3 separate regions of the Homo sapiens genome follow, and regions 2 and 3 are each linked to region 1. A link is a loop called in an ENCODE intact Hi-C map of the cell type or tissue named here. Cell type or tissue: endothelial cell of umbilical vein. All regions are shown on one strand.

Region 1 (5,000 bases):
AACGAATTAAAGCATATAATGATTAGAATGATGGCTGTGGCTGGGCCAGGTGGCTCATGCCTATAATCCTAGCACTTAGGGTTGCCAAGGTGGGGAGGATCATTTGAGGTCAGGAGTTCGCAACCAGCCTGGCCAACATGGTGAAACCCTGTTTCTCCTAAAAATACAAAAAAATTAGTGGGCATGGTGGCATGTGCCTGTAATCCCACCTACTTGGGAGGATGAGGCAGGAGAATTGCTTGAACTCAGGAGGTGGAGGTTGCAGTGAGCCAAGATCGTGCCACTGCACTCCAGCCTTGGTGACAGAGTGAGACTCCATCTCAAAAAAAAAAAAAAAAAAAAAAAAAAAGAATGGTGGCTGTCACATAGTAAGCTTTCAAAAACAAGTTAGTTATTTATTGTAAAAGGTTAGCCATTCTTGTGGTGGCTCATCACAAAAGAGAGCATTGATTATGATTCATTCTTGGGTGACAAGTCGCAATATTATAAAGCTGCCTATTTTCACTAAACTGATCTCTTAATTCAACACAATTACAATCAATATCTTAACAGACTATTTTTATATGTCATAAAATTTAGATGTATTTCTGGTTATGTATACATGTCTGTATCCAGCTATTTTTATTATTATAGTAATCCTATCCAGTTAGAAGGGAAGAAAGCATTAAATATCAATAGAGAAAATACGGATTTTTTTTTTTTCTCAGCAAATGCTATTGAGTAACTGGCTAGACATTTGGAAAATAAATCTTTTATCTGGATTATAACAACACCTCCTAACTGATTTTCCAACTTCCACCTTACTGATTTTTGGATTATTCTTAACAAATAGGCAGATAATCACTTCTCTGCTCAAAACTCTTATTGTTGCCCCACCTCACCTGGAATATATGGCCTGCAGAACTCTGTAATTTGGTCCCTCTTTCTTCTGTGCATTACCCTTTCCATCTTGCTGAGCAGCTCCTGCTCCCTAGTCCCCTGGTTGTACTTCAAACACAACAGGCTTGATTTCAGGCCCTTGTGCTCCTTGTTCTCTCTACATGAAATATCATCTTCTTTCAAAACCGAATTCAGCTTATTCCCTCACCTTCAGGGTTTTTACAATCTCACTGAGTGTGCTAATGGAAAAACTCTTATAAGTAATTACTGCTCTCTCAGCAACACATAATGATATAAATAAATAAACAAATAAAAAATTTAAAAACCTGATTGTAGCTTAGTCTTTGGGAGAGCTTTAAGGGAGAGTTTAGACTATTTTAGGGTAATTGATATGGCAGCCTGATTAACTTTGGATACTATTTTCTTGAATTTTCCCAAATGTGTCTTTTCAAGCATTATTAGCCACGTGTTTGATGTTAGCATATAAAACTGACATGTCTGATTTTCCAATGATCTTGATATATCAAAAAAACTAATCCACTAAAACAAAAACCTGACAAAATTATGGTGATGATTACATCGTGAAATGGATGATATTGTTTTTTTCCCTGAAAAGATGTTATATAGTTTGAACACCCACCTATCTATGCACACACATATATATAAAGCTTCTATATGTAATTACACACATATGTAATTTTAAGACGTATGCATATTAATTTCAAAGCAAACAACTCGAACATGTGAGAGCATAATAAACACAAGTACTATTTTAATAGCAAGTATTTATAAGTTTATATAGCAATATAACTATCTGATAGTTTCATTATGATTTATATTTTTTCATATATTTCAAGATTAGAATTTTCATTAATTTTGGTTGTGAGTGTTTGACATTTTCCCATTTAGCAATGATTATTTTTAGGGTCTCCTATCCAATGCTTATCATATAGGCAAAATACAGAGAAGAATACACAGGATTACATGGCTACATGCATAGGAAATGCTAAAATTGTGAAATGCATATGTTGCTTGTCTCAGCTATTTTCTGGTCAGTACAATCTCATAAAAGACTATGTGTAGTTCACTACTGCATTTAAAATTTCTTAAAATTCTTTCAGTGTCCTTACAGGAAATTTTAATGGAAACAGTAGTTTGCAATAAAATTCTAGCAATTTTTAAAATGGCAGTTTTTTTTTTAATAGAATGTATTAAAAACAGAAGACATCCTTTGAACAGACTCCCTGTTCTTTTAGCACCATCTTCACTATAAGTTTCTGTGAAATCATACAGCTTCTTGCCATCCTCACAGGGGCCTGACTGGACAATTGATGCTTTCAGACACCTGCTGCTCACACATCACAGTGTGGATAAAACCTAGTTGATTGTAAACCCAGAAGTTGCAGCCAGAATGCTTTCACAAAGGTTTTGTTTTTGCTGAGTCAGTTGAGATGTTTGCAATTGTCTGATGTTTCAACTTCACAGCAACTTGATAACTCTTCTTATCAACAGCACAAACTCATAAGGCAGACAAGAATTTCCTGTTATACGTGTCATAAACAGTAAAGTTCTGTGTGGATGTGAGCACGAGCACAGTTAAATCATATCATTTAACATAGAATCCAAAAATGTTGGATTGCATAATTAATCAATTCCTTTTTTTTTTTTTTTTGAGCACCTACTAACTGCCATGAGGGTGTATGGCAATTAACAAAACTGAGAACGCCCTGCCCTCTGGTGGGAAGTCAGATAATAAACAAGTAAAGGGATGAATGCAAATTATGTTAAGCACTTAGACTTCTTTTTGATGGGGTTTCCAATATGGAATCTTCTAAGATCACATTCTAGAAAAATAAGTCTCTCTCTTTTATTCTTTTTTAAAAGGGACTCGAATATCACATGGTACATTGATGTTACCATTTCCTAAATAAAGCTATTTAGGAATGGAAAACACACAGTTAAGCTACATTTTAAAATTATTTTTACTTGACATGTAATAATTGCACATATTTATTGGGTATAGAATATTTTGATACATGTATAAAATGTGTAATGATCAAATCAGGGTAATTAGGATATACATGGCTTCAAGCATTTATCATTTCTTAGTGGTGGGAACATTCAAAATCCTAAAGAGACTTAAATGTTCTTTAAATATTTAATCAAGAATACCTCACTGACCACTTAGTGTTCCATACACCTATCCATACAAAAAGGATATAGTTAATAAATAGATTGAAGATCAGATATGTATACCTAGAGACATTATTCCTCTTCAGATACCAAGACGTTTCTGAAGCTGTCCCTTTCATATAAGGCCAGACTAAATATATACTTGAATGAAGAAATAAACCAATGAATTAATTTTAGAAAACATGTAATGGATATGTTAATTCTCATCTTTGAAAGAGTAAATCAACCAGTTCAAGTTAGACCTATTGTCTAAATTTTAAATGGCAAAGAGAATTTTTATCCCTACAATAAATACTTGAATAAGCCACATGTTTTCCTGAAACAGTTGGATATGTATAGTATTTACCATCTCAATGGCAAATGTAAAAGGAATAGTATTTGAACGCTTTGAGATCAAAATATTTATGATTTATATTTAGGTTAAATAAAGCTAGAGTTATTTTTACTTGAGGGACGCACTTATATAGAGTGCATTAAGTTATTTCTGACCAATTTTCCTCAAGTGTAAATACCAATGAATGCATAGACTTCTTTTTAACATATTGAAAATTAGCCTCAGAATAGCATTGTTTAGCTTTGAATTTGCAAAAAAGTTACATGCATTTGATTCAAATTATATAAAAATCCATATCTGATATATAAATATTACATGTAACCACAAATGGCATTCTCCCAGTATCTTGTATATACTTAAATTCCCAATAAATAATTTATAAGGCTTAAATTTTTATTTTGAAAAATCATCAAGAGTGCTAGAAAGCATGAAATATTATGAATTAAGCTTACTATTCATGACAGAAAAATTGAAAGGGCTATGCTATTCATATAAAAATTAGTGATTTTACTTTCAAGGAAAATAATAAGTTTCACAGGTATTTTTTTATGGTGTTTCAGATGCATTTTATCAATTGGAGTCTATTTCCATGTTTTGGAAAGAAGATGCATCATTACTTGATCAATAAGCAGTAAGTCTACTAGATGTAATTATTTAGTTATTTCTGTCTTCTTGGAGTACTCAACTGCTTAATCAACCTAATAGGTGAAATACACGTGAAACTGTAGGAGAACAATTCTCAACCTTTTTCTCCTCATCCAGGGAGCATGGATTCCCTCATTTTTTATCCACTGCTTATGCTTTTCATGGCTTGGAGCTGGGAGTATGGGCTGTTCTCAGAGACTCCAACACATAGAAATTCACTGGAGCTATGGAGTAGAGATAGTAACTTTGGAATGAAGAAAGAAAGGAGGTTCCCTCAGACACTCGTTCAAAGATAACCACCTGAGATGTTTTGCAGTTCCCAGGCTAACATGCAAGTAACACCATTTACTTTCACTTTCCGATGCCAGGGATTTGTTCAGCTGCTATCATGTGCAGCTGTAACTGTGATTTCTTTTCTCTGGCCTACTTGGGAAGAGAATGAAATCTTTAACTTTGAACAAAATCTCCTCCCAAAGCACACAGGTCTTTTTGAAGTTTTCACATGCAATGTACTCTCACTTTCAGGGTCTAATCTTACACATATGCCATTTGAAAATTAACTATGTTCTTTAGAAATGTTCACCATCATTAAATCAAGCTTTTCTTATAGGAGGAGATAGCTCTGTAGACAAGGGCAAAGCAGGGTATGGAAAGAACAAGGGGTGCTGAAATGGAAAGGCAGTGAGTTGTGGACTTAATTTCTTTCCCAGAGCTTCCTCTGAGGAGTTAGATTTAGAGATGTGAGAAACTCACTAATTGTAAACTATTTGCCAAATCCCCTTAATGTCTGGTAGAGTTAATAATTTCTTTACATTTAGAGATTTAGATTGATTGAAGTTTTTTGCTATAATAGAGCAATAATCAGTATTTGCAATAAAGCTCTGCAAATTTGAGATCTGTCCTTAGGACAGATTCCCAGTTGTAGAATAACTAGTTCAAAGGGCTTGAT
Region 2 (5,000 bases), 810 kb before region 1:
CTTAATTAATGTCATGGCAACTTTAACACTATGTACTCCATGTAGAAGGGGAGGTATGTTTTAAATACTTATAAAATCTGGAAACATTCTTCTGTGTATTTCAAAATCTCATTATATATGAGCAACATTTTGGGGAGCAGCAATGCTCAAAACAAAAAACCACAGTACAACTTCAACACAAAACTATTTTTTTAATTCTGAAATTTCAGCTCAATATTTTCAAACATATTGTTCATAAAGAGTCCAAATATCTGCAACATGATATATGTTTTGGGTTTTCATGAAAAGGCAGAAATTCTTCTGGTGGCTCCATACAGGTAGACAGGATAAAAAAAAAAGTTTTCTATTTCTGATCTTGTTAGCTCATAAAAGTGTTCCTATAAAATGTTTTTATTAAAATCTCTGTAAGTTTGAAAATAACAAATATTTAAAATAAGAGAAACTATAAATTATCCCATTACTAAGTTTCTTTTTTTAAAACTAGAAAAAAGGGAAACACTAGTGTTTGAATATCGCTCAAGGCAAACTTACTCTACTTCAAAGTAGCATTAAAAAACAGCACCAAGTTTCTGTGAGTAAAACATCCTTGAGCTAAGAGATACTGGAATAATACCAAAGGTCTCATATTCATGTAGCCCTCCTCCACAAATACATAAGCAATAACAAATCCAAGTAAGAAATGAAACCAAAGAAGCATCCATACATAGGTTTAAGAAATCAGGTTAAAAAAGAAAGAGTGCAGAACCAGAACCAATAATAGAAGCAGAATGACAATTTTGTAGGAGAAAAATCTAAACCGTAAGTAATATAAAATGCCCTACAAATCTCTTATTTTATCTCAAAAGTCTGACAGAAAACATTTGCTCCAAACATGCAAAGAATGGCAATAACCATTAAACAATAAGAGTTAGATGCAAATATTTCACCAAAATATATGTCATCTAGATTATCTGTGCTGTTTTAAATTAGGATAACGAAACTTCCTATTGCAAATATAGTTTGAATAAATGAAAGTTCTGGTGAATTTTCTTTGCCTTCGTGTTGACCTATTTTTATGTTTATTTTGTTTGAACAGAAAACCAATTATGTTCTTTAGAGTATATACTTGTGTCCATTTTCTTTTAAAGAAAAACTGTCCACATTCACATAAAGGTCTGATTTTCCCCAAACCCTTATCAGAAATCCTGGGGTGTACCTTTTTTCTGTAATAGTGTTCATGGATTTATGAAAAGTTATCTTTCAGTATCCCTTGAGAAAATAGAAAGTCAAGGACGAGCTTCTTGCAAGGACTTAACTGGGAGTGACTTAACGTGTCATTTTTAGAACTAATATTAGGTTAATTTTCCCAGAGAGAACAGAAGGGAAGAAAAGAGACTGTGGAAGGGAATGAGATTCCCACAGGCTGTTCAGAGAACTGTACTCTGTCCAGGAGTTTACAATGATCTACTCCGCAGCATCTCTTCAGATAGCTCCATTTCTTGCTTTTGGGGAAGCAGTGTCAGCAGCTATCATCACTCTGAGTTCAAAATTATTGACCTTTAGTTTCTTTTACATCTAGATTTCTTTGCCAACGGTTTGTAGAATTGAAAGTCAAGGAATAATACTTATTTTCTATGAGCTAAAAGCTGCTCTAATTGTAACCTGTAGTATATATTATCCTCATTTTTACATATGAGGAAACTAAGGCACGGAAACGTTAAATGTCTTGCTCATAGTCACACAGCTGGAGGTGCTGGAAGCAGTATTAGGAAACATTGGTAATCACTATGTTAACTGACAGAATGGGCATACACCATTAACAGCTCTTAGCCTGTGCCTCCCCAGAGCCAGATGAAACTTGCATTAAATCTAAGTAAAATGCTGTTGCAACGCAAACTTAGCTTCAAGAACATACAACTTCCAGCCAAATCACTGCTCCCACGTTCTTCTGTGTAGAAATTTTAGAACCCCCCACCCACCACTCACATTAGAATCCTAGCTTCACCTATGTTTACTATCTTCGGATGTCTGAATCCAGAAAGTACTATACCTGTGTCCGCTTTTATACTTAAGAAAGTGAATTATAATTCCATGGTTCTACTTCTGTCTTCCTGTAGGGCTTAAACTGCCTGGTTACATTCCGTTTCTAACAAATAGCATTCAGCCTAGGATGCAATATGAGTGCACAATAATTGCTTAAGAACTTTACTTCTAATACCATACTCTATCCATAGAAGCCATTGTTTCTAATTTGTGAGGAAATGTGAACAGGTTTGTTTTTAACTGCCACAAATATAAAAGTCAAACTAAAAAAATATGTAGGCTAAAACTTCAAGGCAATAGCACTGGCTCAATCTCAACCCCCACAATTTTCCCCATTATCTTCCTAAAGTGGTTGCAGCCTGTAATTTTAATGTTTCTTCTGAGAGTGACTCCCTCTGCTGCTTCTGCAAAGCCATGACCTAAATCAGAAAAGTGTTAAACGCAGTTAAGGCCTAATAGAGCACACTTGCTGTTGGCACTAATTGGAGAACCTAGCATACATTAGAGAACAGTTATGTTTAAGTCTCAACAATAATTCTAAATAAGCTAACAGGGTTTACTTAGCAGAGCTCATGCCTTGTTCATGTCCTTAGGGGGGGTTGCTTAAAATAGACCCATACAAGTTCTGACTAGGACAACCAGCTCCAAACTACAATAGGAGGTGTTCGAGGACCCTGTCTTATTTAACTCTTTACCCTCAGTATCCAGAATACAGGAGTCCAGGGAGTCAATAAATGTCAGTTATAATCTAATGATTCCTAATTCTTTGCAAGTGTTTGAAAAGTTTATTCTTTGAAGATTTTAAGCATTCTCTAAGCTAGAATACACAAAATTATTTTTCTAAACAGAAGTAAACTAGCCTACTTTTCCTTATTGCATATTCCTAATGTGAATTCATAAACTTTCTGTACTCCTACAATGAAAAAGTATACGATAGAATTGTAATGAACTTTAGTTGTCTTCACTGTTGACTGTCTATTTGTACCACACCAATATGCAAACATGCATAAAGGAATTTTTACTCTTTTGTAGGAAGACATATGTTATTTAAAAAAAAAAACTATGAATTAAGATAATAGGGAATTATCCCAATCTAATTAGAGACTTCAGTAATTTTTTGTCCTGAGTTTGGTGGTGTTAACACTCATAACACTAGTTGGAGCTAGATAAGCAGCATATCAATGCTGTGTAGCCCAGATAAAATGCATTTATAAACCAGGAGGGTCCTAATTCAGAAGCACACTGATCTCACACACACGCGCGCGCGCGCACACACACACACACACACACACTGCCTTTTACTAGTAAAATCTTTCATTCTTGGAAGTCACAAACACTACAAATTCCCTGGAGCTAGGAGTTCCCAGCAATCCTGAATGAAACAATTAGGGCATAGCCAGAAAGGAGAAAGTTGTTGCCTACAGCCTAGAGAATTTCCCAAGGACCTATTGAAAATGACTGCTGCCTAAACCACAGTTACAAAACTCAGTACACTCACAAATAATGCCTATTCTATGTTTTATCTTAAATATCTGTTGTTTCCTTGATTATCTCTGAAGATATATATACATACTTCTAATTTTTGCAGTACTTCAGCAACAGAATAAAAACCTCATCCACATTGTAAAGTGCTTAAAGTAACTTTCCCATGTTAATTGCTCTTGGACTTTCATTCATAAGAAATAGTTCATTTGGATCTTTAAGTCATCACCACAAGGAAATCATACCTTGAGGGTATGGGCTAGTGTTCTAGTCCAAGGAAAGGAGAAAGAAGAAGAATAAGAAGGAAAAGGAGGTCTGACTATCAGACCATTTATAAAATGTGTGATTCTGCAAGGAAAGTGTTAACGGTGGCTCAAGATAAACAGGCTGGGTTACTGTACTGCAGTGATGAAGGTAGTAGCTGATAGTGGAGTTTGGTGCTTTATCCTTCCTTTGATAACTAACAGACAACACAGGAAGAGCTGCTATCCCTGGAACATGGAGGATAACAAAGATAAAAGCGGTGGAATAGTGCATTTTACAGACCATGAGATTCAAACAAAAATTTTACTAATCAAAAACTGAAGGAACTAAATAAACGAAATGGACAAGAACTGCAGTGAAATGCATACACCCAACGGAGTACATTTTCTTTTTCCACTTAAGATGAGAATCAGTCCCCAATCTTTAACTTGCCTACGCTACAAAAAGTGCAAGAGAAAAAGTCTATCCTAAGCATCTTTTCTTTTTAATCTCTTCTCCCTTCTTCTTTCAATATTAATCCATTTACAATCTGCTGTTTGATTATCTTTATTGATCCTTTTTCTACCCAGTCTTTTTAATTTGGTTATTGTAAGCTCTTAGCAGGAATCCTATCTCTTGTTTGGCATCTTTGGGGACTTTAACTTGTCTTTTTCCCAAACAGTTCTCTCACCGTGCCCCGTCCCCCTCTCCCGCCACCCACCCCCATGGCTCAGTCCTTTGTATGCCCAGTAACAGCAGGCGAATTCCACAGGGAGTCGCGCGGTTGATTCCACGACTATTCATAAGGTTGTTCACTTAAGCTTCCAAACACCCCCCTCTAAGCACCCTTGGCTAGCGCCCTGAGAACTTCTTATCAATTTTAGGAAATCCACAAGCTATGATTCTCGGTGGAGATTCCTTTTTAAATAGACAGACAGATGAACTCTGGAGGTGTGCATAAGAAAACCAGAGCAGAACCTCAGGGATGGGAGGCATCTGGCGAGAAAGGAAGGAAGGATTTATGAGCAGGGCCACTTAGCAGGGCAGCAGGAAAATTTACTTCCGAAGAAGCTATCGCTAATTCACAAAGCCTTGCTAATCACTTACCTCTCCACCCAGACCGCACTCCTATGCTAGGCGCTCTCCTCCGCTTCCAACACCCCCATCCCCACCCCCAGCGCCTCTCTAAGATCAGAGGGAATGCTGTCCGGAAACCCTAGGGTGTCTGAACATCACCTGGGGAGTTGGGGCTA
Region 3 (5,000 bases), 660 kb before region 1:
GCATTACAACTCTAAAATTGCTCATGTTAATTTCTCTTCCTATTTTTAATTGTATTTTCTCTTCCTATTTTTCATTGTATTCTGGATTTTTAAATATTATTTCTATTCTCAGAATATTTAATAAAATCTAGCATGCATGAGGTTTGTGGGCATAATGTTATGAGATTCTCAAACAAAACTCTGTGTGTGTGTGTGTGTGTGTGTGTGTGTGTGTGTGTGTGTGTATGTGTGTTTTTTGGATATTTGAAAAAACTCTGTCTATTCTGGACATCTCCCAAATTAGTATTGTTTGCTTAAGTCTGAGATTTATGTTACTGTCATGTAAAGTTGGTGATGTAATTTAAAAATTATATATAATTTCAAAAGTAGTAGTCTTCAAGATAATATAGTCTATCTTCTTCTGTCAAATCTTTTTTCAAAATCTTATCTCCTTATTCCTATTTCCTCTACCCTTTTTCTATTCCTTGCAATTACTTTAACAATCTAATTCTGATGAACCAGTTTTTCATGTATCATCTAAATGGTGTGTGGGACTTTGTTGGCTCCCCCTGATGCATGCCCCTTGATAGTCATGCCCATCTGAGTTCCCTCCATATCAACTCTAGGCTTGCTCATGTGGCTAGTTTTGGCCAATGCAACATTAAAATCAGGCACTAAACTGTCTTCTTGAAACATCTTCCTTGGATCCCAGACATACTATAATATGAGGTAGGCCAAATAGCTATATGGAATAATCTACATGGAGAACTGAAGTCCCTGCCTAACAGCCCCAGCATTCATCCACATGAGTGAGGCCATTTGGACCTTTAATTATACCTGGGGGCCTATATGATATCTCATGAAAAAAGGGAGCTTCATGATCAACCCAATCAAACCACAGAATCATGGAATAATAATCAATTTCTAATATTTTACCCACTAAACTTCGAAGTAGTTTGTTACAAATAGATAATCAAAACATGGTTTTTCCCCCCACAGCTAGATTTTAGTCCCTCAGAGCATCTCCCTCATGGCTACCCAGTCCACAGCTATATTTCAAATCCAATGTGTGCATTAGAAAAAACAAAAATGAAACAGAAATGGTTTATCTCCTAAAAGAGCTTATAATCTAGTAGGCAAGCTATTACATATGTAACTAAATTTTAGGTTGAAAGTGATAAGTTTCTTGAGAGTTTCAGAGGTAACATTCTATGATGGTTGAGTAGAAGGATGGGTGAAACATCTTATAGGTTGCCGTGCATGGAGGCCATGAAAATATACCACTCAGATTCCCTGCTCATGGGAAAGTAGTTAACTGCAAGTTCCAACAGGTGGCTCTCTGGGTCTACTGCTGTCTTTGAGCTTAGGCCACCCTTTCTATAGGATCAAATGAGCTAATCACTGAGCATGTGTCTTAGTCCATGCGAGTTGCTATAACAAAATACCAGGGACTTGGTGTTTACTAACAACAGACATTTATGTCTCATAGTTCTAGAGGCTGGTAGTTTCACAATGAAGGTGCCAGCATATTTGGTGTCTGGTGAGGGCCCACTTTCTGGTTCATAGACTATGCATGTTAGCTTTGCCTTCACATGTCAAGGGGATGAGGAATTTTTCTCCAGCCTCTTTTATAAGTTCATTAATCCCAATCATGAGGGTGGACTACCTAATCACCTCGCAATGTTCCTACCCCCACCTTGAAGATTAGGATTTTAACATATGAATTTGGTGGAGAGGACACAAATATTCAGTCATAGGAGTGGTGATTCTAATTCTGGCTCATTCCTTTGAGATGTGGAGCTTCTCTAATAGGAGACTCGGAATTGAAGATTTCACACTGGTCTGGCTGAAACTTTCACAAAAATCTGCTGAAGGATAATACACTTCCTCCATGATTGTCCTTCCTTTTACTTTTTCCTCACGTTTCAGACTTGTAGGTCCTTGCCTTCTTCTCCCTCCTCTTTAGATTTTACAGGCCTTTTCTGAAAAAAATAATCTCTTACATATCTAATCCGATATTGACATTTGTTTCTTGGGAGAGCAGAACACACCAGGTGTATTGAGTCTTGAAGGACAAGATTTGAACACCGGAAGAGAAATGGAATTCAAGGAGACAGAAGCCATTTGAAAAGGGAATTGAAAGAGGAAAAGCTTGATGACTAATATGTGAAATAATATTTCACAGGAGCATAATGAATAGGAGGAAGGATCAAATGAATCAGAAGAAAAAGTAACATGTGATCTTAAAGTCAAGACAAAAGAGTTTGGACATTGGAATAGATAAACAGGGAAGCGTGGAAGAATTTTGCATGAAGGAATAACATAATCTGAGTTGTGCTTTAGGAAAAGTCATCTGCTACTAGGGTCTCCTAACTCTTCTAGCCAAGTAGGAAGTCAAGTAAAAGACTGATCTTATAAACCAATGGGGAAATTGACACAAGCTTGGCATGAGGAATAATGATGACAATGATAACTCCCTTACATGTATACAATGCTGTGGGCTTTACAAAAAGCTTTTCACACAAATTTAATTGTATTGTCATAAATTTAGGGAGTTAATTATTTTTATCTCTACTTTATAGATGAAGAAACAGAAGTTCAGAGACCCAGATAATGTCATTTAACTTCAGTGCAGTTTGTAGCTAACAAAGCTAGGATGTGATATCATATCTTCTGATTCCAAATCCAGGGCTCTTTATAATTACATCAAATTTTAAATCCGAAAGACACTGAGGTGAAGCATCAGTCAACTAATGGAGAAATTAGAACTTGTGAGAGTAGTTAGTGTTGGAGAAGTATCTTTTGGACCAATATCTAAAGAGAAGTTGGAGGAAGCCCTGAGTTGATGTATTAATGAAGAGAGTTTAGGGAGAGAAGAGCATTCTGAAAAGTATAATGACTACTTTAGCTCAATGCTTAAGCAACAAGAGAAGGATCTGCAACTAGAGAAAAGAACAACAAATGTTCATTCAACAAATATTTATTGAACACCTACTACTTACCAGCCTAGGGATAAAGAGTTCAAAAAATAACAGACAAGGCCAGGCATAGTGGCTCATGCCTGCAATCCCAGACCAAGACAGGATAATTGCTTGAGCCCAGGAATTCAAGACCAACTTGGGCAACACAGTGAGACCCCCATCTCTACAAACATAAAAAAACATTAGCCAGCCATGGTGGTGTACACCTGTGGTCCTAACTGCTCAGGAGGCTGAGGCAGGAGAACTGCTTGAGCCCAGGAGGTTGAGGCTGCAGTGAACTATGATCATGCCAATCCACTCTAGCCTGGGCAACAGTGCGAGGCTTCGTCTCTAAAAAATTTTTCAAAAATGACAAAAATGTCTTCCAATGAAAATCTTATATTCTGGAGATGTCAAACAGGCTTAAAGATTTTTAACATTCACACATGAGCAAATGAAAGAGCTGGTTTGAATGTGCTTCTGACCTGACATTTACATTTGGTCTCAGGAAGTGAGATATGTCTTCACATCACTATAAAATGAAGTTGCATCTCTTATTTTTGCTGTTAGGCCAAATTCAATTTCCAGACATAAAAACCACTGTTGTGTTCTTGATTGGAAAATGTGAAAGCAATTTACCTTTGGTGAGTTAATGTACAGCCCCTGGTCTCTATATTCTTATAAATGTTTATAACTTTTTAGAGTTTACAAAGCACCATATCTATCTCTTAGGATATGTAAATTTTGTCTAGGTGTATTTTTGAAAAGTTGAAGACCTAGTTATCCTAAGGCAGATTTTTTTTATTAATATTACTAGAGGAGAATGGAGGTGGCTGCTGCATTTCAGAGGGCTGTTTCTTGTACCTGTGTTTCTATGTTTTTACTGCTTTCCATCTTACCAGACATTGTTAGACACAGCCAATGATCAACAACAGCATTTAAATCATCTTCATAATTGACTTCATTTATAAGAAATGATTTACGTAGATTTAGAAGATTATCCAAACTACTATCTTAAGTTTTTTTTTAAAGCAAATACAGTTTTTGTTGCATTCTCTAAGTTCCCATGAATAAACTTAAGAAAGTATATCCTTTAAAATTACTGGATTTAAAAATATTGACGTTTATGCTTTCAGATATAAAAAGATGCACACTTCTGTAATACAGAAACATACAATCACACATGTACACACATGTGCCATGCATACAGTCTTATTCCACAATAAAGCTGAGTTTGCACTCAGCATTTACTATAAGTTAAAATAAATCTCTCTCACACACACATACAACCTATGTACCAATCTGAAATTATGGCCTCAAATAGTAAAATGCCATAAAAACCTTAATTGCAGGGGCATTAATGGGAACCTCTATAATACTGGGAAACTGCCCACTGAATAATGCCTCTCCAGAGAGACTTGCTGACTACACACACACCTGGCTCCGTAAATGAAAGCAGAGCCCGTGCCTCATTTCATCCCTTCAGCCTTGAAACTGCTTAGAGTCCTCACTCTGCTCATTTTGATATATCTCTCATGAGTGACAAGTATATCCACGAGATAATAAAATGTGTTAAGATAGTCAGCTTGGCAGTGTTTTTGCTGATGTATTAATTCATTTCTTTTCACGTGCTATATCACCACAATGTCTCACCAGATTTTATGAGAGGGTTCACTGAAGTGAAAATCAAGCCAATGAATCGTTTAATATGAACTAATGAAAACCAGATATAAAAGGCTTTAGTAACTGTTTTGGAGCTTTAATTGTCAAATGGGTGTAAATTCTGAGCACTTCTAAGTAAGAGAAAGGACTGTAATTATGAAATTGGGATTACTCTGTGATAATTGGTTTGATTAAATAGTCATGTAAACAATGATGTCCTGAATGAAAACACTGAACTAGGAAGGAGGAAATGGTTTCTCCAAGGTAGGAGATGCACTTTAGACAAAAGGGTACCATTATGTATATTTTCTTTGCCATGGTTTGAGAGAAATCATTGGTAGCATGTTATAACCATTTATACAAAGCTCACTTTGTTCAAAGACATTCATAAAGACATTT

Evidence for each region. Peaks named below come from ENCODE experiments on the same cell type or tissue, not always from the same donor. Only the 100,000 strongest peaks of a DNase experiment are listed, where the experiment ranks them.
Region 2: a loop joins it to region 1, with 3 times the contacts of the local background. A loop is called at or near these places in 4 of 110 quality-filtered maps.
Region 3: a loop joins it to region 1, with 17 times the contacts of the local background. A loop is called at or near these places in 7 of 110 quality-filtered maps.

What each region holds. Positions count from the first base shown.
Region 1 is chr4:96,349,837-96,354,836 of GRCh38, forward strand. All of the region lies in intron 1 of LINC02267 (long intergenic non-protein coding RNA 2267), which reads left to right. Among named protein-coding and RNA genes, the nearest start is that of LINC02267, 42 kb to the left of the region's middle. In endothelial cell of umbilical vein, a CTCF peak has its summit at 2,614 (motif pointing left); DNase peaks (open chromatin) are centred at 2,435 and 4,435; H3K27ac peaks cover 1,008 bases.
Region 2 is chr4:95,542,482-95,547,481 of GRCh38, forward strand. The region is part of intron 1 of UNC5C (unc-5 netrin receptor C); the gene reads right to left. Among named protein-coding and RNA genes, the nearest start is that of UNC5C, 4.0 kb to the right of the region's middle. In endothelial cell of umbilical vein, no CTCF peak of the experiment used is centred here; no DNase peak of the experiment used is centred here; H3K27me3 peaks cover 1,055 bases.
Region 3 is chr4:95,692,431-95,697,430 of GRCh38, forward strand. No RefSeq gene overlaps it. Among named protein-coding and RNA genes, the nearest start is that of PDHA2, 150 kb to the right of the region's middle. In endothelial cell of umbilical vein, no CTCF peak of the experiment used is centred here; a DNase peak (open chromatin) is centred at 2,221; H3K27ac peaks cover 1,508 bases.